4 separate regions of the Homo sapiens genome follow, and regions 1, 2 and 4 are each linked to region 3. A link is a contact called in ENCODE Hi-C or POLR2A ChIA-PET data. All regions are on one chromosome and are shown on one strand. Each heading gives the region's core, a stretch centred on a gene start or an enhancer-like site at or near the end of the contact. The rest is flanking DNA. Distances are from core to core; before and after follow the strand shown.

Region 1 (5,425 bases), core at 2,692-5,191, 440 kb after region 3:
CCAGTTACACCTCTAAACAAATTGCAATCTTTAAGTAATTTCAAAAAAGATAAATATTTATTTAGTCTGAAATGTGCCTTTCTCTGGTCAGTACTTCTGATTGGCCTGGGTGGCCTGCATTAGCACACTGGGTTGCCAACAGTCTGGTCCTGCTTTTTGGTTAACCTAAGCACCTTTGCCTCTGGTAATGTTAGGTCATTTGAAGCCCTGATATGAACATTGGACCCCCTGGATCTGAACAGCCCATTGTGGAAGCAGTCTACTAAAATGGGTGGAATGAAGGCTGGGGCCAGACCACGTGGAGTGTGTAGGGGGAGATGAGTTTATGTGCAGGGAGACCAAAGTGGGCAGATGGAAGGGAACTGGGTTCATGGGGAAAGGAGTGGGATCTCCTGGACATCCTTCACTGAGAGGTAGAGGACAGGGGAGCCTGCACATAGCCTGCTTGGGGCCACCCTGGTCTTCAGCAGCTGCACCTCTCAGGACTTGGGCTTCTTTCTCACCTGAATCAGTGAGCCTGTCCATCCTTTCATAAAAGGATCAAGTTTTCCAGCGTGGGGCTTATCTTATGACTTCCTTACTTTTGCTTACAGACGCGACCATACTAAAACTTGTGAGACTGTTGTGTTTTCTGGGGGGTGGTTGTGGGGGAGGGTCCTGACTTGCTGCGCAAGGTTAGTTTCTCTTCTGCAAAGTGGCCAGGAAGGGAGCTCTTGCAGCGTGCTTCTAGAGTATGTGTTTTAGATTGCTTAGTAAGGCCTGGTTATCTGTTAAATATAGACAACATTTTAATTTATTTCCAAGTAGACAGACTTGGGACCTTTCAAAGCCAGCATGCAAAGGCCAGAGTCACCTTCAGTGCTGGGTTACAGCAGAGAGCAATTTCAGGCCTAAGATGTCATTCGCAGCAACCTTAGCACTGGTCATTGTTGTTGAGCCACGATATTTGAAAACATTGTGTTAGAGTATATTCATGCCAGCCTCACTAGAGCTCATTTTGAATTTCTGGATAAACATTCTGGCGTTGCTGCATGTTTCGGGAGTGGAAATGTTTGAATGTTTGCCATTCTGGGTGATGGAAGGAAAATAGAAAAAGCAAGTGGTGAGATCCTTGGTCTCAGTGTTCAAGGGTAATGTAAACAGTATAAGGTTAACATGGAATGAAGGTTGAGAAGCCACATTTGCTGCACACCTTGATAGGAGAGACTAAGGTAGATAATAAATGTAAACTTTGATCTGTAAGGCAGCCCTGTGAGTGAGCTAATGGAAGAGTGTAGGTTGTGGCTCCAGATTGCTGAATGTGAATCCTGTGTCCTCCTCTTACTAGCTGGGTCATCTTGGACAATTTACTTAATTTCCCTTCACCTCAGTTTTCTCATCTGTAAAGTGGGGAGGTCAGGTTAACACTACAGCATAGGGTGATTAGGAAGATTAAATGAGTTAATATGTATGAACTGCTTTGAATAGTGCCTGGTACTTAGAAACTGCTACATAAGTTTTGTTAAATATATAAAATAGGCTGGGCATGGTGGCTCATGCCTGTAATCCCTGCACTTGGTGTGGTGGCGAGTGTCTGTAATCCTAGCTACTCAGGAGGTTGAGGCAGGAGAATCACTTGAACCCAGTAGGTGGAGGTTGCAGTGAGCTGAGATCATGCCACTGCACTCTGGCCTGTGCAACAGAGTGAGACTTCGTCTCAGAAAGACAATTTATATATATATATATAAAAAATAAATATTATATATGCATATTCATATATAATATATAATATATAATTTTTTCATATTCATATATAATATATATTATATGTTATATAATGTATTATATATAAATATGCATATTTAATATATAAATATATAATATATAAAAATATGTATATATGAATATAAATATATATGTATATCTATATACACACACACAAACACATACACACACACATATATATAAACCTGAGGCTCTGACAGGTGAAGTAAGTTATACAAAGGCCCCTGGGCTAGTCAGCAGTGATGTTAGAATTTGAGCCCAGCACTCTTAGGCTCTAGAGCAGGGTTTCTCAGCCTTGGCACCATTGACATTTTGGGCCAGATGATTCCTTGTTGTGAGAGCTGTCCTGGGCATTGTAGGAGGTATAGTAGCAAACCTGGCCTCTACCAGGGCCCACTAGGTAGCGATAGCAACCCCCTGACCCCCAGATGTGACAACCAAAAATGTCTTCAGACATTGATGAGTGTTCCCTAGGGGGGCTAAACTGCCCCCAGTTGAAAACCACTGGGCAGAGAGAGGGATTAATATCCTGGAGAGTTTTGCAGCAGCCTGACTTCTCAGTTCCAGGGTTCAGAGCCCAGTTCCCACTTATCACCTTATTTCCTTACAGACCAATGGTCAGAGAAGGCCAGGATCATGGTGGCTGGTATGTGTACACACAGCAGCCGACAAGCTTCTGTATGTGGGTTTGAGCCAGAGGCTTCTCAGCTGTGGGTTTTTTGCTTTTCTGTTTTTTTTTTTTTTTTTTTTGAGACGAGATCTTGCTTTGTCACCCACGCTAGAGTGCAGTTGCACGAACATGGCTCGCTACAGCCTCAACCTTGCGGGCACTAGCTGTCCTCCTGCCTCAGCCTCCCGAGTAGCTGGGACTACAGATGTGTGCCACCACCCCTAGCTAATTTTTGCATTTTTTTTTTTAGAGATAGGGTTTCACCATGTTGCCCTGGCTGGTCTTGAACTCCTGAGCTCAAGCAATCTGCTCGCCTCAACCTCCCAAAGTTCTGGGATTACAGGCATGAGCCACCGTACCCAGCCTTTGCTGTTTTTTGAGCTGTTTTCTTTTCTTCTTTTTGGCTGGGCACGTTCAGACTATAAGGTGGGCCAGGCTATGTGGCTGGTTTGAGTTTCTCTCTGCAGCTGTCAGCAGCAGAGTCCAGGCAGCCACACTGACCCATGCTGCCTTTCTTGGAGGCACAGCTGGTTGATTTAACTGGAGTCACAGTGTGAAGGGTCCCAGAGCAGAGGGGTCAGCTGACAAGAGGAGAGCCAACGTTCAACATTTATCGTTGCCATGTCATGATACTGCCTCACTCAGCACTTATTCTGATTTGCAACATCTGGGTCTTTTTTTCTTCTCTTCCTGCCTTCTCTGTGCTCTCTTTGGGTTTCAGAACTTGAACCTGTGGCAGCAGTGGTAGGCTGTGGTTCAGAGCGTCTGGGCATATGTGAGATGTGAGCAGAGCCACTGTGTTCTTGGCACCCAGCTGCTAGTTCCGCTCTCAAAGCCCCATTTGTAAGAAATATATTGACCAGCCGCTCAGTGTCTCTGACCAAGTTCTTAGAAAAGTCTCAGAGCTAGCAATATGTTTTACTCCTAGTGGGTGGGTGGAGATGGGATGGGGAAAGGAATTTTTTGTTGTTGTTGTTTATTTGTTTTAAGATAAAGCTCTGGTGTTTGGACTCATTTAAAGAGAGCTATGCAGTGTCTTGTTTGAATGTTTGTTTTTATGGGTTAATGGCTTTGCATCAGTAGTCACAGCTTCGGTGTCCAAATATTTTAGTTCTGGTTCAGAACCTACTTTTCTCTTGTTTTGATGCAAGCTATTTTCCTAGGGTACTCTATTTCTTTTCAATAGAAAGGTGATATTCACCCTTGCACTAAATGAGTGTTGATATCTGATAGGGAAACAGGCAGCTCTTGTGCTGGCAGAACCGATGTGCCTTTCTCCTTAAAATCTCCAGGACGCTTTCTCTCGTGAGTTTTACTCCTTGCCTTTTCCCATTGGAAGGCCATCTCTTTTCACAAGCAATGAAATCAGGACATGGGAAGAAGTGACTGTAGGAGAAAGAAGACAGCTGTCAGTAAACGTAATTAACCCCGATCTCCTCTGGAGGGCTGCCTCTTGAGCGAGCTGTGCTTTAAACCAGCCCGAATGGATGTTCAGAACAGAAAGAGAAAGTGAGTTACCAAGGACTTCTGGGGAGTGCCGTGAGCAGGGGTTCCTTTCTTACCTGGAGGGAGCCCCACACATTCAAATCATTTGCTGAGATCTAGCTAGGTGCTGTGCTGGGGACACACCGATGACAGCCTGTGGAAATGCTGGGCCTGGTGGACCCAGGAAGCGTTGACTCCCAGAGCAGGAGGGGCAGCCCGTCTTTGCAGCATGGACCTTGCTGTGGTAACCCACACCATCAGCCCTTCTGCCCCGTGACACCACCACTTCATTGTCAGGAAGCACAGTTAAGGGGAAATGAGTTTTGTATTTTAGCAAAGTTTAATTGAAACTCAAAATTCCCCCCAGTTGGATGCAAACTGTCTTATGTGAGTAGAAATACATGTGCAACCCAAAATTGGGAAATAAGTTTGGGGCTTTTGGGGTTGGGCCTGCCTGCTGTTTCCCTGTTTTTTTTCTGTGTTCCTGCACATTGATTAGAATTCTTGTCCCTGTTAGTCCAGGGTGAAAGGGGAAGGCTGGCAAGTTTGGACACATAAATCTTACACCAGACGAGTTTCCTGGAAAAAGATCAGATCAGGCCTAAAGCAGGGCAGTCCTTCTGGCAAAGTGACTCTGTGTGGTCAGGTGGCAGTGGCCATCTGGGGAGCCCGGAGCCTCTGGGTGAGGAATGTGTTGGCCACCTCTCCAGCTGGCCTGCTCGTTTCAGGGCTCCCGTGTGGTGGAAGCAGGACCGTAGAGAGGCAGCCTCCCAGGCAGGCTAGTCATTCAAACCTCTCCCTTATGCATTATCTAATAATTATGTAGTAAGGAATGGGAGAGCTGCCTGAGTGGAGCGTTGACAATGTGCAGGTTATATAAGGAAGCTTGCCCAGAGACCTGGGTTAACAGGCCTCACATTTCTCATCCCCCTGACCCCAGGGTTATAGACAATTGCCCTTCAGGCAGCTGCCTGGCCAGCCCACGCCTTGCCCAGACTTGGAGTAAGATTCTGGAATCAGACAAATGTGGGCTTGAATCCCAGCTCCACCACTTACCAAGTTGGTTTTCCGGGGGAAGCTGCTTAACTTCTCTGAGCCTCAGGCTCCTCATTTGTAAAATGGTCCAAGGATTAAATGACAAACTATATAAAAAGGGCCATGGATCATTCATCTCCCAAACCTCAGCATCACACAATAATCCCAGGTAACAAACCTGCACATGAATCTACAATAAAAGCTGGAAAACATAAATAAGGGCTGTCACAGTGCCTGTACTGTGGCTCTTCAGAACTCAACCCAGTTGTCACTTGGCCCAGGAATCAGGCCCTTCCTGGATTCCAGGTCCCTCATTTGTGCCCCGAGCATCTTTTCTACCCTAGCTCTTGTTCACTTTTCTGTTTCTCCCTTTAGGCTGTAAGTACCTTGGAGGCAGGTGCTATGTTTGGTTGTCTCTGTGCTCAGAGCCTGCACCAAAGCAGCCAGCACTTAAGGAGTGCTGACTGAGCA
Region 2 (5,862 bases), core at 104-2,603, 420 kb after region 3:
CCGCGGGAGAGCCAGCTCCACGCTGTGTGGCTGGTGACATTTCCGGCTGCCAGGGCCCAGCCAATCAGTGATGGACCCAGCTTGCTTGGGCGATGACACATGAAATATGATAATTTTCTGCCAAAGGGCCCTGGAAGAGGGGAAGGAAGAGAGTGTGTGTGTGTCGCTGGGAGGGGTCCACACAGGAGCGCCTGTGATGAGGTGGGAGGGTGACAGTGCACTTGTTTTCACGGTTTGCCTGGCAGGACTAGGCAAGGGAGGGAATGGGCTGTGATGCTGGAGCGGCTGTAGGAGCGCCCCTGTAGCTCCCGAGGTGAGCCACTGCCGCTGCTCTTAGGCGGGAACCAGCGGAGGAGCAGACAGCGCCATGCTGGAGCTCTGGGGCTGGGGTGAAAAAGAAACTGTCAAAGACATTTGCCTTCTTAACACACGTGAGCAAGGTTAGGACTCTTGTTTCTTCTCAGCGCTACCTCTTTAAAAGCCAGAACAAAACTGCAGTAAACACCATCTGGGTGGCTGAAGTACTCGAAGAATAATTTTTTTCAAAAAAATTTAGGCTGGAGGTTGTCTCTCCCCCTACCCTGTTTTTCTACCTCCATACCTCCATGCTGACCCTTAAAAGAAAAGTGAAAAACAAAACAACAGAACTCAATAACAAAATCTTGAAGAAGGGCCTAAGTCTGAATCGTAAAGACTCTAACTAAGGTTCAGGTGGTAGTTCTGATTCCTGATTCTGGTTGAAAGAAAGTATGTCTTGGAATGCGATGTGGCTCTGGATTATGTTCGACTTTAGAAATAGTGCCAGAACTATTCTTTGATTTGTGGACATGGACCCTGAGACTGCAGAGCAAGGCAGGGCAGGGCAAGGAGTGCCCGTGTTGAGCTCTCAGGTGCAGAGACCCCACTCCCTTCAGGCACTGTTGAGGCTCCCCGGCCCCTGATCTGCAGCCAGAGGCTGGTGAGGTGTGACACGCTTGCTGACAAGAGTGCCCTGTCTCGTCTGACCCGTGAACATGGGTGTTCAGAAGTGAAGGATCATAGTGTTTACATAACGTGCCAATTAGTACTGAGAAGCTCATCAGTGCAATAAATATTTATGACTTGCATTTGCATTTTTTCTCTCCACGTATATATATATAATATGTGTGCATATATATGTGCATATATATGCACATATATTATACATATATGTTGTTTTTTAAAAAGCACCAATAAATGAAATCCTTATCACTGTGTGCAAGCCTACTGTGCCTTTAGGCATGGGACTGGCTTCCTGCGCTGGGAGTGACAGCTATTCCGAAGTGATAATTGGTGTACTGTGTCTTTAAAAGGTTAAACCCCCTTTCAAAAAAGGTCTGGACTCCTAGTGGAAAAGACAAGCGAGGCATGGGTTGGCTCTGGATTCAGAAAACAGCTGCTGATTAGATTCTGTGTCTGCAGGCTGAATTTATTCCGTGTTTTTCAGCAGCACGAATTCAAGAGGGATGCTTCTGTTTGGGTTTCTGATCGTGATTTATATTTATTCAGAGGAATAACAGAGGGTGGATCTGTTCCCGGCGCGAGCATGCTCACAACCAGCCGACTCTCCCATTATCCAGCTGCCTAGTTTGGTGCTTCAATGTACATGGCTATTCCGTGTGCATATGTGTGTATACAAACACGCATGCATGCCTGGATGGACATACGTATGCACAGGTTATTTTTTAAGGACAATTCTTTCAATAAGGTCTTTACCCCTTACTTGAAACAGGTGTTCATGAAAAAAATGCACAAAATCCTGCCTGGCCGGAATAATTCATGAAGAAGGGGCTGGATCCGTGGGTCAGAGAACACAGGACCAGTTTGCCATCCCAAGGCCGAAGGTAGGGGACTCTGGGTTTTTATTCGGCGGATGGATTCCTTGCGCTGTATTTTACCTTGTGATTGTGTTTTTGCCTGAGGCCGCACCGCGAAGCAGAATAGCGAGCTGCGATTCCATTTTGTGTATGCCTTTCTTAGGCAAGGTGTCCGGCTGCCGAGACGCAGGGGCCGGCCGGGTGGGCTGCGCGTGGCGGCCAGTGCCCCCGGTGGGCTGAGCGCGCTGCTCGGCCTGGTGCTGGGGAGCGGCGCGAGCCTCAAGTGACCCCCGCGCGTCAATCACAGGCGGCGGCGGCGGCGGCGGCGGCGGGGCTGTAACCCTATGCGCGCCGTGCGCTCCAGCGCTGCTTGCAGCAGGCTCTGCTGGGCTCTGCACCCGCGCACTGGCGGCCGGCTCCATAGGAGCCTCGGCTGGGGGGCTTAGGCATCGCGTTCCGTGGCACCGGCGTTTTCTTGTGCTGCCTTGGCTGCTGCTCCGGATTGTTTAGGCGGACTGCAGTAGCCTGCTTGGTTGAGAGTGAGATTCGTATGATGCTGGCTGCTGAGACAGAGGGGATAGCTTTCTTTTTCCCCCTTAATCCTAGCCCCCTGAAAATATTCCTAAAGCAAAATCATTTCCCAACCCCCAACCTGACCCAACCAAACCCAAACCAAACTCCTATTCTATAGGGGATTCTTGCCTCCCTGCTAGCAGAGAGAGTGTCCCCTCCAAGTTATGCCCCACATTTTACTATCTTTTAAATGGAAACACTGATGGTGCCGAATGGTCCCTAATGATATTGTCCAGGCTGCTGAGGACTCCTGAGTGTGGCAGTGGTGCAGAGGAACTTGGAGGCTCGGCATTGGTTTCCTTTAACGTAGCTGGTTTGGTTTCTGTTGCAGGTCAGGAATATTTCTGTGGCTAGGCCCTTCCTTGAACTTCGGGGGCAGTGGTTGCAGGAAGAGGGTCTGCAGATCTGGTCGCTGGGTGAGCAGCACCCTGGCCCTCTTTCTGGTATACGCTGACGTTTCTGGTAGCCCTTGGCATTGTAACCACAGCAGCCAGGTGCCCACTGGCTACCTGGAGTGCTTCGGTTTTGTTAACTCTGGTGTGCATTTTGGGTGTTACGGGGGGAGGGAAGAGGAAAGAGGGAGAATGAGGTGTTTGCTGAACTGATCTGCATGGCAGTGTTCTCCAGCCCATGTTTGTGTGATTATGTAATGATCAGACGTGTGCCCAAACAGCTCCCCACCATCTCCTGGCTCTCCCCCAGACTGAAGAAGTTGGGTGCTACAGTTGTTTAAGACGTCTTTATGTAATTATGTGTATGCTGGGGGCAGGGAGAGAGTGGGGGCAAGGAGGAATAATTCTAGCAACTTAAATGTGAAGAATACAGGTCAGTGATCGTGTGTCCCTCTGAGGACAGTGTGGTATTAGCTCTGGGTCAGTGTTGATCTGAAGACCCTCCTGTGTCTCTTTCAGCCAGTAATTGCTTATCTGAACTTTCATTTGGTAATTTCACCCCTCTTGCACCCTGGAGACAGTTGGACCCAGGAGAAGGACCCCTGCAGGGCCTCCAGTTTCCCAATTCCAGGCAGAAAATGAATCCTGAAGCCAAGGTAATAGGCCAGGTCCCAGCTGTTCTTCATGGTCCTGCTGAGCAGCCAGTGTAGGGAGGAGTTCCTGTCCACTAGGGTGTCACTTGTGCTCTGGGGTTGGGCTATACTGTGGGGCTGAAGAATAGACCTCAGATGCCGTCTGAGCTGTTTGACATATGCTCTTTAAAGTTGTGATGGCTTGCAGAGGCTGGAGGCCCTTTACATAGTTGCATTTAAAGATTGTGGGAGTTTTTTGCAAGGAAGGTGGACAGCTGTCCAACTAAGACACCTGCAGGCAGGAGGAGAGGGTGGTGTGACACTTAGCTCTCTGCTTCCTCTCCACTCCATCTAGTTAAGGCACCCACAGGATACAGAATTGTTAACAGGGGCCCTCCTGTCACACCCCTGAGCGCCTCAGCCTGGGGCTGTTGGGCAGATTTGTTAATTTGATGGCAAAGTCTGGCCCCTTAAGGCTAAGATTGTTTTTTTGCCCTCAACACCCCAGTGGGTTTGCTTTGAGGGCCAACTACTACTGTGAACTCTGTGGCAGTGGATCAAGATGTGCTCAACTGGCACTATTGTTGAGCTGTCTCCGCCCATTGTGTTTAGTGGCAGCCACCCTCCTTGGAGTGGAGAAGTGTGTGCTGCCTTTGGGTCCTTGCCAAGTGAGCTGTTGAGACATTTAGTGTGTGAAAGGTACAGGCAAGAAGAAGATGCATTTAGTCTGAAGTCCTGGCAGGTTCTAGGACATGATTTGATGAAAGATAACATTAAGAAAGCTGTGTGACAACTGGATAGCATTTAACTTGTCTCTCACTCCCTACTCTGTGAATTCCCTAATGTCTTTAAGGCTCTTTTTTGCCCTCCATCCTGCCCATCAAGGAGTCCCTGACATGCTGTTCTCCATCCTGTTTCCTGTGGAGTCAAAGTGTATTTACAAATCTGCAGATGCACTAGGCGGGCAGGGCTGGAAAACACTGGCTGTATCAACAGGCAGCACTAGCATTCTGGGTCAGACTTGGCCAAAGCCCGTGACCAATTTTCTTCCTTATCTGTAAAGTAGGTGTAACCATCATAACCTTACCAAGACCACTGAACTATCTTGAGAAGAAAAATGAGATACGTTTAGTAACATGCTATGTAGTTGATAGGTATTAGGATAATACCACAACAATCTGGAACTCACATTTACATAATTTCACTTATCCAGTTGGGACCTAGATGGCAAATCAAGAGAAAGGTCATAAGTCCATGAGCTACAGTTTATGAATTTTGATCATTGGAGGAAATTTTATACCCTCTTTCAGGCCTCTGCATTTACTTCAAGTTTTAAGAGGCTTGGTTATTAGTTTGTCAAATGCACCTAGCAAATTGGAAGCAACTGATACTGTACTGTGCAAGGATTATTAAAGCTCTTTTATCAAGTATCAGTAAGAAGTAAGAGTAAAAAACAGAAAAACTAAAAAAAAATTTAAAAGGCACAAGAATTCAAGGCATGGAATTCTAAAGCTGATATGAGCATTTAATGTAAGCAATTCAGTGAAATTTTATGTATTTTGATGGATCTTTGGTACTCTGTTTTATAACATAGTAACTGATGCTCACAATGACCCACATGTATCCATAGAAGTTAAAATTATATTTTGTTCATCCAATTTAAAAAGACAGAGTTCTGAAGTATCCCCAAAAGATTTTTTTTTTTTGCATGATTCTTAGAGAAAAAACTGCAACTATCCATGATAATGGCACCTGTGAGGTTTCTGGATAGCCGGTGGCTTACTGGTCAAAATTATATTACAACTATAAAGCCCTGCTGTTGAAATTGAGAACTTTATGATCTTTTGTCAAAATTTATCAGGGAACTACTATGCTACTGTTATTATTAGTGGTTATGTTCTAACATTTAATACTAAAGAAAATATTCATGAACCTCAACCTGTCTTGTTATGATCAGGAAACACACTTAGAGTTGTTCCAACTTGATGACTTTAATTCTGGAGTTGGAAGAGACCTGGTGATGGAAAAGATGGAGCAGGAGAGGTAGACCCTACTGCTATCTGTTTCTTACATCTGTGTAGCAAATGTAGACTTACCACTACCCGGATGTTGTTCAAGCTGTCATGGCCACACCCTTATGGTAAGCAATGGTGTTTTTTCAGTTCAGACATCGTGCTGAAAACTGGAAGGTGGCTGAGATACACGAGCAGTGCCAAACTTGGCCTGACCCTCTGACAATGTGTTCAGTTAAAATTTGCTCCAAAACAAAGGCAAGAGGAAAAACAAAAGTAGAGGAAAATAAATGTAGACCCTTTTAAAATAGTATTTTAAAAATTCAATACATATGTGGAAAACGTGAGGACCTAACTAAAAGTCATGGAAGAGTATTTCTCAGTTTCTAGATGTACATACATTCATTGTTTTGGTAAC
Region 3 (5,797 bases), core at 2,261-4,760:
CTCTTTTGCTACATAGCTATGATTATTGTTCCCATATTATAGGCAGGGAAACAGAGGCTAAGAGAAACTAAATAACTGATGTAGGCACAAAGGAAGTAAGCTATGGAATATTAGACTTGAATCTAGGTCTGCCTTCTCAATCTAGGCTTTAAGCTTTTCCTCCTCACAATGTTCCAGAATTCCCCCTGCTGCTTTGGCCATCCTAGCTTTTTATTTATTTTTTATTTTTCTTAGAGTCAGGGTGTCACTTTGTTGCCCAGGTTGGTCTCAACCTCATGAGCTCAAGTGATCCTCCCACCTGGGCCTCCCAAAGTGCTGGGATTACAGGCGTTAGCCACCATGCCCGGCCTGCTTTATTCTTTCTTTCTTTCTTTTTTTCTTTTTTTTTTTTTTGAGGAGAGATACTCCTCCACTTTTTTAAATCTATATATTTAAGGTACACAACATGATGTTATGGGATAGTCAAAAAGTCACTATAGTGAAGCAAATTAACAGAGCCATCATCTCACACAGTTATCCATTTTTTTTGTTTATTGTGGCAAGAGAAGCTAAAATCTACTCATTTAGTATGAATCCCATATGTAATAAATTTTATTGCCCCTCCACCTTTTAATACCCTGGGACTCATACTTCTTTCCTTCCCAAAGGCTGCTGATCCCCACCTTCCCACCTCATTCTGGCAGCTATCCACCTCTGTTCTCTCTCCAGCCCTATCCCATATTAGCTCAGGATGAGCACTTCAGGGAAGTGCCTTAGAATTCCAGACAAGTGAGAGAAGCGGAGCTGCCCAACACTTGTAAGAGGTGGTGCTAAACAGGAGTTCAAGACAAGTCTGAGCAACATAGTGAGATCCCATTTCTATAAAGTTAAAAAATTTTTATAAAGGAAGAAAACCCCAAAAGCTCCAGACTTGGAGCTAAGTCTAGTTTCTCTCTCTTTTTTTTTTTTTAAAGACAGGGTCTCACTCTGTTACCCAGGCTGGAGTGCAGTGGCGCAGTCACAACTCACTGCAGCCTTGACCTCTTGGGCCCAATCCTCCCATCTCAGCCTCCCACATAGCTGGGACCAAGGATGCACACCACCCTGCCGGCTAATTTTTTTATTTTTGTAGAGACAGTCTCCTTATGTTGCCCAGGCTAGTCTTGAACTCTTGTGCTCACGCAATCTTCCGCCTCTGCCTAAGTGTTGGGAGACCATAGACAGACTGTACGTTATTTATTTTTTAGAGATGGGGGCTTGCTGTGTTGCCCGGGCTGCACTTGAACTCCTGGGCTCAAGTGATCCTATCCTCCTGCCTCAGCCTCCTTAATAACTGGGATTACAGTCAAGCGCCACTGTGCCCGGCTGAGACTGCATCTTATTTATCTTACTCATTGCTACTATCTAGTTCAAGCCATCATTCTGTACCTGGGTAATGGAGCCTCTGGCTTCCACCATTGTCCTCTTAGTTCTGCTCTTAGCACGGCGGCCAGAGTGATCTTTTGAAAGCACGAGTCAGATCCTATCACTCCTCTGTTCAAAGCCCAGCAGTGGTTCTGTTTCAGCCAAGATTCCTACAGCTCCCTACTTGAGACCCCTCTCTCTGATCTTATCTCCTCATTAGGCTCCCATTTGCTCACGGCTCCAACCGTCCTGGCCTTCTCATTATTTTTAACACTTCCCGAGGCTTTTGTCTCCAGGCCTTTCCACCAGCTAGCTGTTCCTTCTGCCTGGGACACTCTTCCCCAGACAACTGCATGGCTGACTCCCTCAGCTCTTTCAGGTCTCCGATTTAAAGTCATTTTATAAATGAGGCCCATGCTGACGGCTCTATTTAAAATTGCAGGCCAGGCGCGGTGGCTCAGGCCTGTAATGCCAGCACTTTGGGAGGCCGAAGAGCGCGGATCACTTTTGAGTTCGGGAGTTTGAGACCAGCCTGGCCAACATGGTGAAACCCCATCTCTACTAAAAATACAAAAATTAGCCGGGTGTGGTAGCGCGCGCCTGTAATCCCAGCTACTTAGGAGGCTGAGGCAGGAGAATCACTTGAACCCGGGAGTTGCAGTGAGCTGAGATCGCGCCACTGCACTCCAGCCTGGGCGGGAGAGCAGGATTCCCTCTTAAAAAAAAATTGCAAACCCCCTTCCTCCAGTTTTCCTCATACCCCTTACCCTGGTGTATTTTTTTTTCCCCATATGCCTTCTAACATATTACATAATTCTCTTACATTTATCATCTTTCTCCTTATATTAGAATGAAAGCTCCAACAGGGAAGGGTATTTGTTTTCTCTCTCTCTTCTGTTTACTGATACATCCCAAGCACTAAAATAGTGTCTGGCAACCTTAGTAGTGATTGGCAAATATTTGTTGAGTGAATGAGTACATGAATCTTCAGAATCTTGCTAGTCTTATAAAGAAAAGGAATATGTGAATACTTTGAATCTCCAGTGCCTAGAAATGCTTGACCAAACGGCAGGTGTTCAATGTTTACTGAAGGAATTGTGTGCTCAGATCTGCTGGAGGTCTTTATCTGAACCCTTTGAGACTATGTCAAAAAAGTACCCAGGGCCAATTCACTCATGCCTCTCCTTTTCCTCTCATCCAATCAGCCTAGTATTCATCTAACAAATATCTAAGTCTCCAAATATTGAGCCACCCATTGTGAGTTCAAAAGCGTGTTTGGCGCTGCAGGGGAATATGTGACTAACGCGAATGAAGCAACAGCAAATACTACACTGGAATGTAATTAAGTGTGAAATTATAGGGCAGATTATCAGTGCTAATAGTTTAGAGAAAGAATCAGTGAAGACTGACGTAGAAGTAAATTCCAAAGTTCACTCGTCGACCAAACTACCCTTCTAAACGCTCCACCTACTGATAGTAGTACCATAACCTGGGTAGCTACCTTGAGAATTAGAAGGGCCTTTAGAGGTCCAACTCCTTTAAGAAAGAAAGAAAGACCAGGCACGGGAAAGGCCTCCGCAGACATGAGTCTAGCACCTGGGACTCATGAAGTTCTGAAAAGAGGGGTGTCCTGAAGGTCCAAGGCGCCTTTGTTGGGGGTCCCGGAATCCGCGGTGTGCCAGGTCGGAAAAGGCGTCCGCTTTCCTGGAGAGGAGGCTAAGGTGCCGGGCGCTTCGGTGAGGTGGCGGATGTTGGGGGGCGGGGGAGGGCAGAAGGCACCATTCCTTCGGGGCATGGGGCCCCAGGTATCCGTGGGCAGGGTCCAAAGCCACCGATCCCTACTGTCCTCAACTGCGGGGTTGCCTCCGCCGCCTTTGCTCCCAGACGCCACTCCGAGGCACAAGGACCCCAAGTCGCTCGGAACTGCCGGCCGCTAGATGACACCGGCTGCGCCGATGCAGAGCCTCGGGAGTCTCAGGGCACTACTTGTCCCAGCGGAGGGATCCTGCGTGCGTCGAAGCGACCGTGACCGCGCAGGGACTTGACGCCGCTGACGCCGGGCCGGCGGCGCAGCGACGCCGCAGGAGGCGGTGGCGGCGAGGGCGGGCGGGGGATGCGGGTCGGGAAGTAGTTCCGGGTGCGCGGCCCCGGATGTTGGCTGCTCTTGCTGCCGCCGCCGCTCTCGGGGCTGCTCGGGGCCTCGACCGCTCGCAGTAGGCACCGTTGGGACCTTTCCCGGGGGGGCGGAGACGCACGGAGCGGCCGGGGGCTCGGCCGGGCCGTCCCGGCCTGCGCAGCCTGAGGTAAGTGCCCCCCGCCAGGGCGGCCGGGCCTGGGCGGCGGGCGAGGAGGCGGGGCTGTGGCATCTCCCGGGACGGAGGCAGGGGCTGTCCTCCGCGAGACGCCCTCTCTCTTCCAGCCGCAGCCGCGTTGCGGGGTGGGCGGCGGGTGGGGCAGGGGGCCTGGGCCCCGGCTGGGGCCTGGCGGACGCCGAGGGCTGGGTCCTTCCCTCCCCCGCGGCGCTTCTCAGCTGCTGCTGCCCCTCAGCTGGGAAGCAGCGGCTTCGCGTCTCCCGCCCCTCCCCCAGGCGGGGCACCGGGGAACCAGACGTGGATCCCGGGGGCGCCTAGTCCGAGGGCAGCGACCGTCTCCTTCCCTCCATGACCTGTCCCTTGGCCTGGGCTAGCCCCCGACCCCGGCACTCTGCGGCTTCTTCCCTTTAAGCTTGGGGGCGCTTTTCTGCCGGCAGGGCGGGCTGTACCTCACGCCTTGGAGTGGCCCTTTGGGGAGAGGAGGCCCATGCGAGGGTGCTTGCGTTCCCGCCCATCCTGTGTCTGTGTCCTTTGCTGGGATTAGGGCAAAGGCAGCCGTTCCATGCGGACGTGTTGCTGTCCTGTGTGTGTTGCATCCTGCCCACGTGGTAGAGTGTCTCCCGCCCCCCCTCCCAGCTCCATTTTTGCAGCTGGTGAGGAGGGAGGTTAACGGGATGGTTTTTCCTCTGTGATTTCCTCCGGGTGGCGTGGAAGGTGTTAGGGTCAGTTTGCTTTGCCGAGGCCGGCTGTTGGTTAGATGAAGAATCGAGAGTTGTACTCTGAAATTGAGGCCAGTAGGGGACATAACAGGGCTTAGTTTCATTAACATCTTTTTTCCTCTTCCATTAGCTGCTCTTATTCTTTTCTCTGTTGCTTAATTATAGAGAATAAGCGCTTGCTACCGATGCATTCAGGTGTATAGTTTTCATTTCTCTGTTTTACTTTTTGTGTGTCTGGTTAGCAAAGGTTTTACTATTCCGTGTTGGTGCATTCCACGTCTGTGTTGTCCCTGGTTGGATTCCTGAATGAGTTAGAGCCATTCACTCTAATTCCTGAAGGAGTTAGAGATTGGTGGGCACCTTTTTGGTCTTTTTCTGAGATTTATTTGTGTGTGTTTTCTTCCTTCTATTTTGTTTCCCAGTGAAAAAGCGTGATGTCATAGGAGCGTTATATGCATAGCTCTTTTTCTCACAAGGCAGCACTAGTTTCACCTAGTCACTTATTTTGTAGAAGCTCTTTTACTTCACTTTTCCTCTTACTCTGTTGAGTACCCATTGCACACTCTTTTTTTGAAACTGGTTTGAAACATGGTTTGAGTAGTTTTTTTCTTAATGTCTCTTCCAGATTAGGGTTTCCATCTTCTGTTTTGCTGTTTTGAGACCACAGATTGTTCCCGCAATAACAGTGAGAGAAGCCTATTCCTCCTGGTCCCTAGCAAATATTTATAGAAAAGCAGTAACTCCTCTCTTTTTCTGAGTGGTATATATTATATAGACGTGATTAAGTTTTTTAGTTTCTTAGATAAATAGGAGGATTTCTCTTTTTGCTTTTGTGTCTCAGAATTGAGGTGAATCTTCTTGGTTTTGTGCTGCCGAGGACAAAACTGGGAAGTTTCTCATGCTTTCATTAGATTTTTTTTGGATGAGGCTAGAACGTGTTTATTTTGGCTCTTTTTTGTTCATTAGTTTGGGTAAAATAAAAAAACTTAATGTTTCAAAGTCACTTACTAGATTCCAAAGTGGCCTGCATTCTCACTTTTTCACATTGTACATTCTTTGAGTATATTTTTGACATTTTTTTCCTTTTATCTGGTACAGTTCGTATATTCCCTTTCCTTCTATGTAGAATGAAAATATTTAAATATAGATTTTAGATTATATTTTTTCATTATGCTAAGTATGGGTGGGGCAGTGGAAAATGGAGAATGTTGTTCTGATACATACTGAGGCTTTTTGTTTTTTTTTGGTAAGTCAGCATTTGTGTACTTCTGTAAAGTACCGAGTTATCTATGTGTGAAGTCTGTATGAAGAGACGAATAAGATACGTGGTCTCTTGGAAAGCTTCAACTTATATCGAAAGAACAGAGTTTCTTTTTCTGTTCG
Region 4 (5,665 bases), core at 276-2,775, 490 kb after region 3:
CTCCTGGTGGAAGAGTTCAGTCCTACTGCAGTGATAAATCAGGAAGCCTTTATGAGGGGCCAGTAATGGGACAGTGGGGAGTGAGTTGCCAAACCTGGCTCCACATGACTTCGAGGCTCCTTTGTGGGTCCTGTTTTTAGTGCCAATGGGGGATTCAGGCTCAATCTTTTCTGGGTGTCCTGGGAATATTCTGAAGGGTTTAATTTGGATAGTTTTAGAGTTGCATCTGTTATAAAGATTTAATAATGAGTTTTTATGGCACTTGGAGCCTGGTTTTGTTAGATGTTACTTTAGAAATAATAACAGCACTTTATTGCTGTTATTATTGAGTGCTTACTATATACTAGGTGCATTATTCATCATAATCATTAACAGTGAATTTTTTTTTTGAGATGGAGTCTCTCTCTGTTGCCCGGGCTGAGTGCAGTGCTGTGATCTCGACTCACTGCAACCTCCACCTCTTGGGTTCAAGCAATTCTCCTGCCTCAGCCTCCTGAGTAGCTAGGACTACAGGTGCACACCACCACGCCTGGCTAAGTTTTGTATTTTTAGTAGAGATGGGGGGATTTCACCATGTTGGCCAGACTGGTCTTGAACTCCTGACCTCAAGTGATCCACCTGCCTCGGCTTCCCAAAGTGCTGGGATTATAGGAGTGAGCCACCCCACCCAGCCAACAACGAATATTAATGCAGTACTTATGATGTACCAAACTCATAAGCACACTTACCTCACCAGGTCTTAGAAGAACACTCCCTCTGGAGCCATCACTTACGCGTGAGGACATTGAGGCCCTGAGCTTAGATAACTTGTTCAAAATGGCCCTGCTGATAAGCTACATGGACGAAGTCAGCGGTTTTGGGCATGTCTTTCCACCAGCTTCTGGAAGAACAGCACACAGGCCGTTCCCCTCTCCCCCATTTTAAAGTGGCAGGAGAAGGTGGAATGAAGAAAATAAATAGGGCTGTTCCTGGCTCTGTGTGGTCAGAGGGTGATACTGGTTCAGGGTCCAGCTTATCAGTGCTGCACTGATATTCACAGAGCATTCGGCTCCGGAGGCTTTGCACTGTTTGTAATGCATTGTCAAAACTTGGTGTTGGCTGCCTGTTTAAAGAATTGATTTAATAAACACCGCGTTTCTGGATGTTTGGTTTCTTTGTTTTTGTTTGGGGTCATGGAGGTGGGATCCTGGAAGAGTTGGATGGAAGTGTATTTGACAGGAGAAATTCTGGGTGTGTTTAAAAATCAAGCCACCACAGATTCTGATGCAGCCTTCTTGAAGACAGGTGTGTGTGGGCAGGTGTGCTGGGGGCACTGGGATGGGCAGAGGAAGTGGTGGGGTTTGTAGGTGGAAACGCAGGGCTGGCTTTGTTGTTGTCTGCACGGCCCTCCAGGCTACAGTCATTAACTGCACCAATACTGCCACTAATAGGTGGGTGATTCAGCTCCTTCCTGCATTTTATTACCGGACAGAGACTTTAACAGCCCTTTGATTTAGCAAGTTAATAAAGTAAGTGATCAGGCTCCACTGTTTAACCACTGACTGGATGGCCTGGGGCTTGTTGCTTTCTGGGAACCCTTCTGATATTGTTTTAAAATTAAAAGGAGAGAAAGTTATGGAATTTGAGTGCTCTACTTGAGTCTCCTGGCTCCTTCCTAGGCAGCCTCACCAGCCCAGCATGCCTGGCCTCCTTCCAGTGCCAAGCTTCCTCTGGTTATGTCGTCCAGTGACTGGCTGGCTGGCACGGCCAGGATCTGATGGGCTCCGTGGGTGTCACTGGCCAGGGGTTAATATCCAAGGGATTTGAAGGTCCTGGCTGTCTTTGAGGGAGAGAGTTGGATGAGAATGTAGGGTCTCGTGATGGGGTCCTGTATTAATTTCTCGTGGCTGCCATAATAAATTAGCACAAACTGATGGCTTAAAACACCAGAAATTTATTCTTTCATGGTTCTGGAGGCCAGAAGTCTGAAATCAAGGTGTCAGCAGGGCCATGCTTCCTCCAAAGTCTCTAGGGAAGGATCCTTCTGTGCCTCTTCTAATTTCTGGTGGTTGCTGGCAATCCTTAGTGACCTTGGCTTGTAGAGATGTCATCAGGTCTCGGCCTCTGTTGTCATCACATGGCCTTCTCCCTCTGTGAATCCATGCATGTGTCTCTCCTCTCCTTATAAGACACAGTCATGTTGGATTTGGGGTCTACTCTATTCCAATATGACTTCATCTTAACTAATGATATCTGCAAAGACTCTATTTCCAAATAAGGTCACATTTTGAGGCTCTGGGTGGATGTGAACGTTGGGGGGACACTATTCAACCCAGTCCGGGTTTTTCAGGAACAAGTGACAAAGAGGCGGGGACGGTGGCAAACTGATTCATAAAAGGAGGCGCGACGAGAGCCAGGCTCAGGATTCCCAAACAGTTTAGGCAGCACTGTGCAGTCGATCTTCCTGAGATGATGGGATACAGTTCTGTCACTATGCCACTTGAAATATGCCCAGTGTGGCTAAGGACCTGGGTTTTAAATTGTATCTCATTTAAATAGTCACACAGGACTAGTGGCAACCATGGCAGACAGTGAGGCTCTAAACCCTCCTGAGAATAAAATAAGAGAAGGAGGGTTTGAATGTTTAATAGTTTGGGCAAGGTCATTTGCATCCAGGGTGGTCACCGGGGGCTTACAAGGCTAAGCAAGGTAGACCGTTACTCTGTTTCCCTCCTTGATTAGGAAAAATCCTCTGTGACATACAGCCAGCCAGGCTGCATTTCACTTGGGGTCCTCTGGACCCCAGGCGTGGCCATTAATCTGGGCTGTGAGTGGTTACCTCACTCATGTGTAGTCACACACACAGAGCATCCCATGCCCCACTCCAGAGTACTCACGCCCTGGGCCCTGCGATTTGTTAGTTCCATCCCTGGAATCCTCCTATGGGCAACTTAGAAAGGAGGTGCCTTGGGGGTGCCCACAGGTGGCCCTACCTTCATCTCCTGGGTCAAAGAATGCTTCCTGGAGGAAGTGATGCTTGAGCTGAGACCAGTTGCTGCTGCAGAGTCCTGTCTGTTTTCAGTACGTGAGAGTGAGCTGAGAACTTAGGACTGCAGGTCTTTAGAACCAGAAGGAACCCCAGCAATCATCGGGACAATGGTCTTGCAAGTTCTGAAACCACCAGAGGCTCTTCTTCAAAGGAAAGATCACCTGTACTCTTGATATGTAGAGCCAGTAACAGAGGTGGGTGCTGCTTTGGATGGGGAGGTGGGAGGAGAAGGAGGCCAGAGACCTTCTCAGGGCTCCACCTTCCCTCCTCTGTGGACCCTGTAGCATAGGGTGAGGAAATCACAGGTCAAGGCTGGCATCCCTGTGGCAGACCAAGAACTGGAGGTTCAGAGAGGTAGAGAAACTTGACAAGGTCACACAGCAAATTGATGAATATTGTCAATTGGAAGATTTTGAGGATCTATTCCTGGACCCCCAACCCCCTGACATCCTTGACACCCTTCTTGAAAGAAGATAATTTGGTCCAGTTGTCAGCTATTAACACTGTGGGATATCTGCTCTCTGATCAGATGCTCTTTCTGATTTTAATCCCATCAGGAAATGGTGTTTTGATTAGTTGCTATTGTTGTTTCGCAGACTGACTGAGATTCGTAGGTAATCCTAAATTGTGCATATTACCCTTCCTAGCATGTGCCTGCTATGTGCCAGACACTGGGCAGAGTCCTTCCTCTCACTGTGTCATTTATTCTCCATGGATCCCTGATACTGGTATTATTGACTCCATTCTATAGATGAGAAAACTGAGGCTCGGAGAGGTAGAGAGTAGGATTCAAAGCCTGTGTTCTTTGCACAGGGAGATGCTGCCTCCCTAGGAGGATGGTGATAAATCTGAAATGTTCTTGATGAATTAGAAAGCAGGTCCTAAAAAATCAGGGTGCCATTTATGGGTAAGGACGAGACAATGTGGCTCAGGAGGGAAGGGGAGGCCAGATCCGAGGCCGACCACAAGCGGATATGAGGCAGCCAAGCATCCTGACAGCAATGCCATGTGGTCTGAAAGTGTGGAAAGAAGGCAAGGAGTGAAGAAATGACACAGTTATAGGAAGGGGGAACAGACAGCTTTTTGGTTGTCCTGGTGGAGCCTAGAGGGATGGGAGTGGTTATAAAAGCACAGTATGAGGGATCCTTGTGCGATGGAAATGCTCTGAATCTTGCCTCTGTCGATGACATTATGTGGATTCTGATATTGTGATATAATATAGTGTTGCAAGATGTTACCGTTGGGGGAAAATGAGGGAAAAGTACCTGAGATCTCTTTGTATTATTTTTTACAACTCTGTGTGAATCTACAATTATCTCAACAAGTTCAATTAAAATATATATATAAGTCCTGAAAAACAAAAAGAATACAAGGAATTCACCGGGCCATCTGTGTCAAAGGGGCAGAATTCCTGTTCCTTTCATGGACTGAAAGGAGAGCTGGAACATGGTATTCCAAAGCAAAGGTGTATTCAGATGTCCATATGCAATGCACTGAGGCTTAGCCTGGGCCCCTGCAGGGCTGAGAGGAACCACCTTCCTGAGATTGTTGCTAAGATAGAAGGCAATGGGAGAGACAGAGATGGCCAGAATCCCCAGAGGTGGTGCCATGTGGAATAAATACTGGCCAGGCAGGCAGGTGACACTCATCAAGTACCTACTGGGTACCAGGCACTGTTCCAGGGCTAGGGATTCAGGGGGAAGAAAGCCAGTGTGCTTGCCTGTAAGTCTTGTATTTTAGAATAGGAGATAGAATTAAACAAGGAACAGGTAAGTGAACAGGGCAATGTCCGGTGCTAACAGGGGTTATGAAGAAGACAAAAGAGCAGGCCGGGCGTGGTGGCTCTTGCTTATAATCCCAGCACTTTGGGAGGCCAAGGCAAGCAGATCACCTGAGGTCGGGAGTTGGAGACCAGCCTGACCAACATGAAGAAACCTCTTCTTTACTATAAATATAAAATTAGCGGGGTGTGGTGGTGCATGCCTGTAATCCCAGCTACTCGGGAGGCTGAGGCAGGAGAATCGCTTGAACCTAGGAGGCGGAGGTTGCAGTGAGCTGAGATTGCACCATTGCACTCAAGCCTGGGCAACAAGAGTGAAACTCTGTCTCAAAAAAATAATAAAAATAAAAATAATAAAAAGAGCAAAAAGTAGGACAGGGTGACTGAGGGGCTGCCTTTGCTGGAGTATTCAGGGAAGGCTTCACTGAGGAGGTAACCCTTGAGGGAAACCCCAAATGAGATGGAAGCAGCTGTGCAGATGTGTCGGGAAGAGTATTCCTAGCAGTAGGAAGAGCAGGTGCAAATTTCCTGAGACAGGAATAAGCTTGTTGTGTTGGAGGAACAAAATGAAGGCCATTGGGCGGGAATTATTGAAAGGGTGGAGGGAGATGAAGCTGAAGAGAAGGGCAAGGCCCAATCCTATAGGCTCTTGTAGGCTTTGGTAAGGATTGGTATTGGGAAGCTCCTAGAAGGTTCTAAGTAGGGACATGATCTGCTGTGTAGGGGATGGATTTTAGAGCAGCAACAGTGGAAAAAAGACCATGATGTGCCACTTCAATAGTTCATGCAAGAAGATAGTTGTATGATTTGAGTTTTGGCAATGGGATGGAGAGAGTTGTTGGGTTATAGGGATGCTT

Evidence for each region. A loop is a pair of places that touch in the nucleus more often than their neighbours do. ChIA-PET counts read pairs that join two places held with the same protein, here RNA polymerase II (POLR2A). Pooled maps may share reads with other maps.
Region 1: a loop to region 3 is called in a map of CD8-positive, alpha-beta T cell, with 2.7 times the contacts of the local background. The contact joins the enhancer-like site here to the promoter of FOXJ3 in region 3. A Hi-C loop is called at or near these places in 2 of 168 maps with a recorded cell type or tissue (CD8-positive, alpha-beta T cell and naive thymus-derived CD4-positive, alpha-beta T cell) and 7 of 50 pooled maps. POLR2A ChIA-PET finds 5 or more read pairs at or near these places in 1 of 52 experiments (CD4-positive, alpha-beta T cell).
Region 2: a map of CD4-positive, alpha-beta T cell shows a loop between it and region 3 (2.8-fold over the local background). The contact joins the promoter of HIVEP3 here to the promoter of FOXJ3 in region 3. A Hi-C loop is called at or near these places in 2 of 168 maps with a recorded cell type or tissue (CD4-positive, alpha-beta T cell and CD4-positive, alpha-beta memory T cell) and 9 of 50 pooled maps.
Region 4: a loop to region 3 is called in a map of PC-3, with 6 times the contacts of the local background. The contact joins the enhancer-like site here to the promoter of FOXJ3 in region 3. A Hi-C loop is called at or near these places in 1 of 168 maps with a recorded cell type or tissue (PC-3). POLR2A ChIA-PET finds 5 or more read pairs at or near these places in 1 of 52 experiments (B cell).

What each region holds. Positions count from the first base shown.
Region 1 is chr1:41,890,212-41,895,636 of GRCh38, reverse strand. All of the region lies in intron 1 of HIVEP3 (HIVEP zinc finger 3), which reads left to right. Among named protein-coding and RNA genes, the nearest start is that of HIVEP3, 26 kb to the left of the region's middle. RefSeq lists an enhancer at 3,881-4,180. Within about 2 kb of position 3,941, at least 28 of the 41 ENCODE cell types and tissues checked have a DNase peak (open chromatin) inside an H3K27ac peak, as active enhancers do; they include CD4-positive, alpha-beta T cell and CD8-positive, alpha-beta T cell, where a contact is called at or near this core.
Region 2 is chr1:41,914,413-41,920,274 of GRCh38, reverse strand. HIVEP3 (HIVEP zinc finger 3) reads left to right here and starts at 1,353. Exons shown (of 9, transcript NM_024503.5): 1 at 1,353-1,862. RefSeq lists silencers at 2,022-2,071, 2,123-2,417.
Region 3 is chr1:42,332,948-42,338,744 of GRCh38, reverse strand. FOXJ3 (forkhead box J3) reads left to right here and starts at 3,510. Exons shown (of 13, transcript NM_014947.5): 1 at 3,510-3,686. RefSeq lists a silencer at 3,474-3,993 and an enhancer at 3,578-4,535.
Region 4 is chr1:41,836,816-41,842,480 of GRCh38, reverse strand. The region is part of intron 1 of HIVEP3 (HIVEP zinc finger 3); the gene reads left to right. Among named protein-coding and RNA genes, the nearest start is that of HIVEP3, 79 kb to the left of the region's middle. Within about 2 kb of position 1,525, at least 4 of the 41 ENCODE cell types and tissues checked have a DNase peak (open chromatin) inside an H3K27ac peak, as active enhancers do; they include PC-3, where a contact is called at or near this core.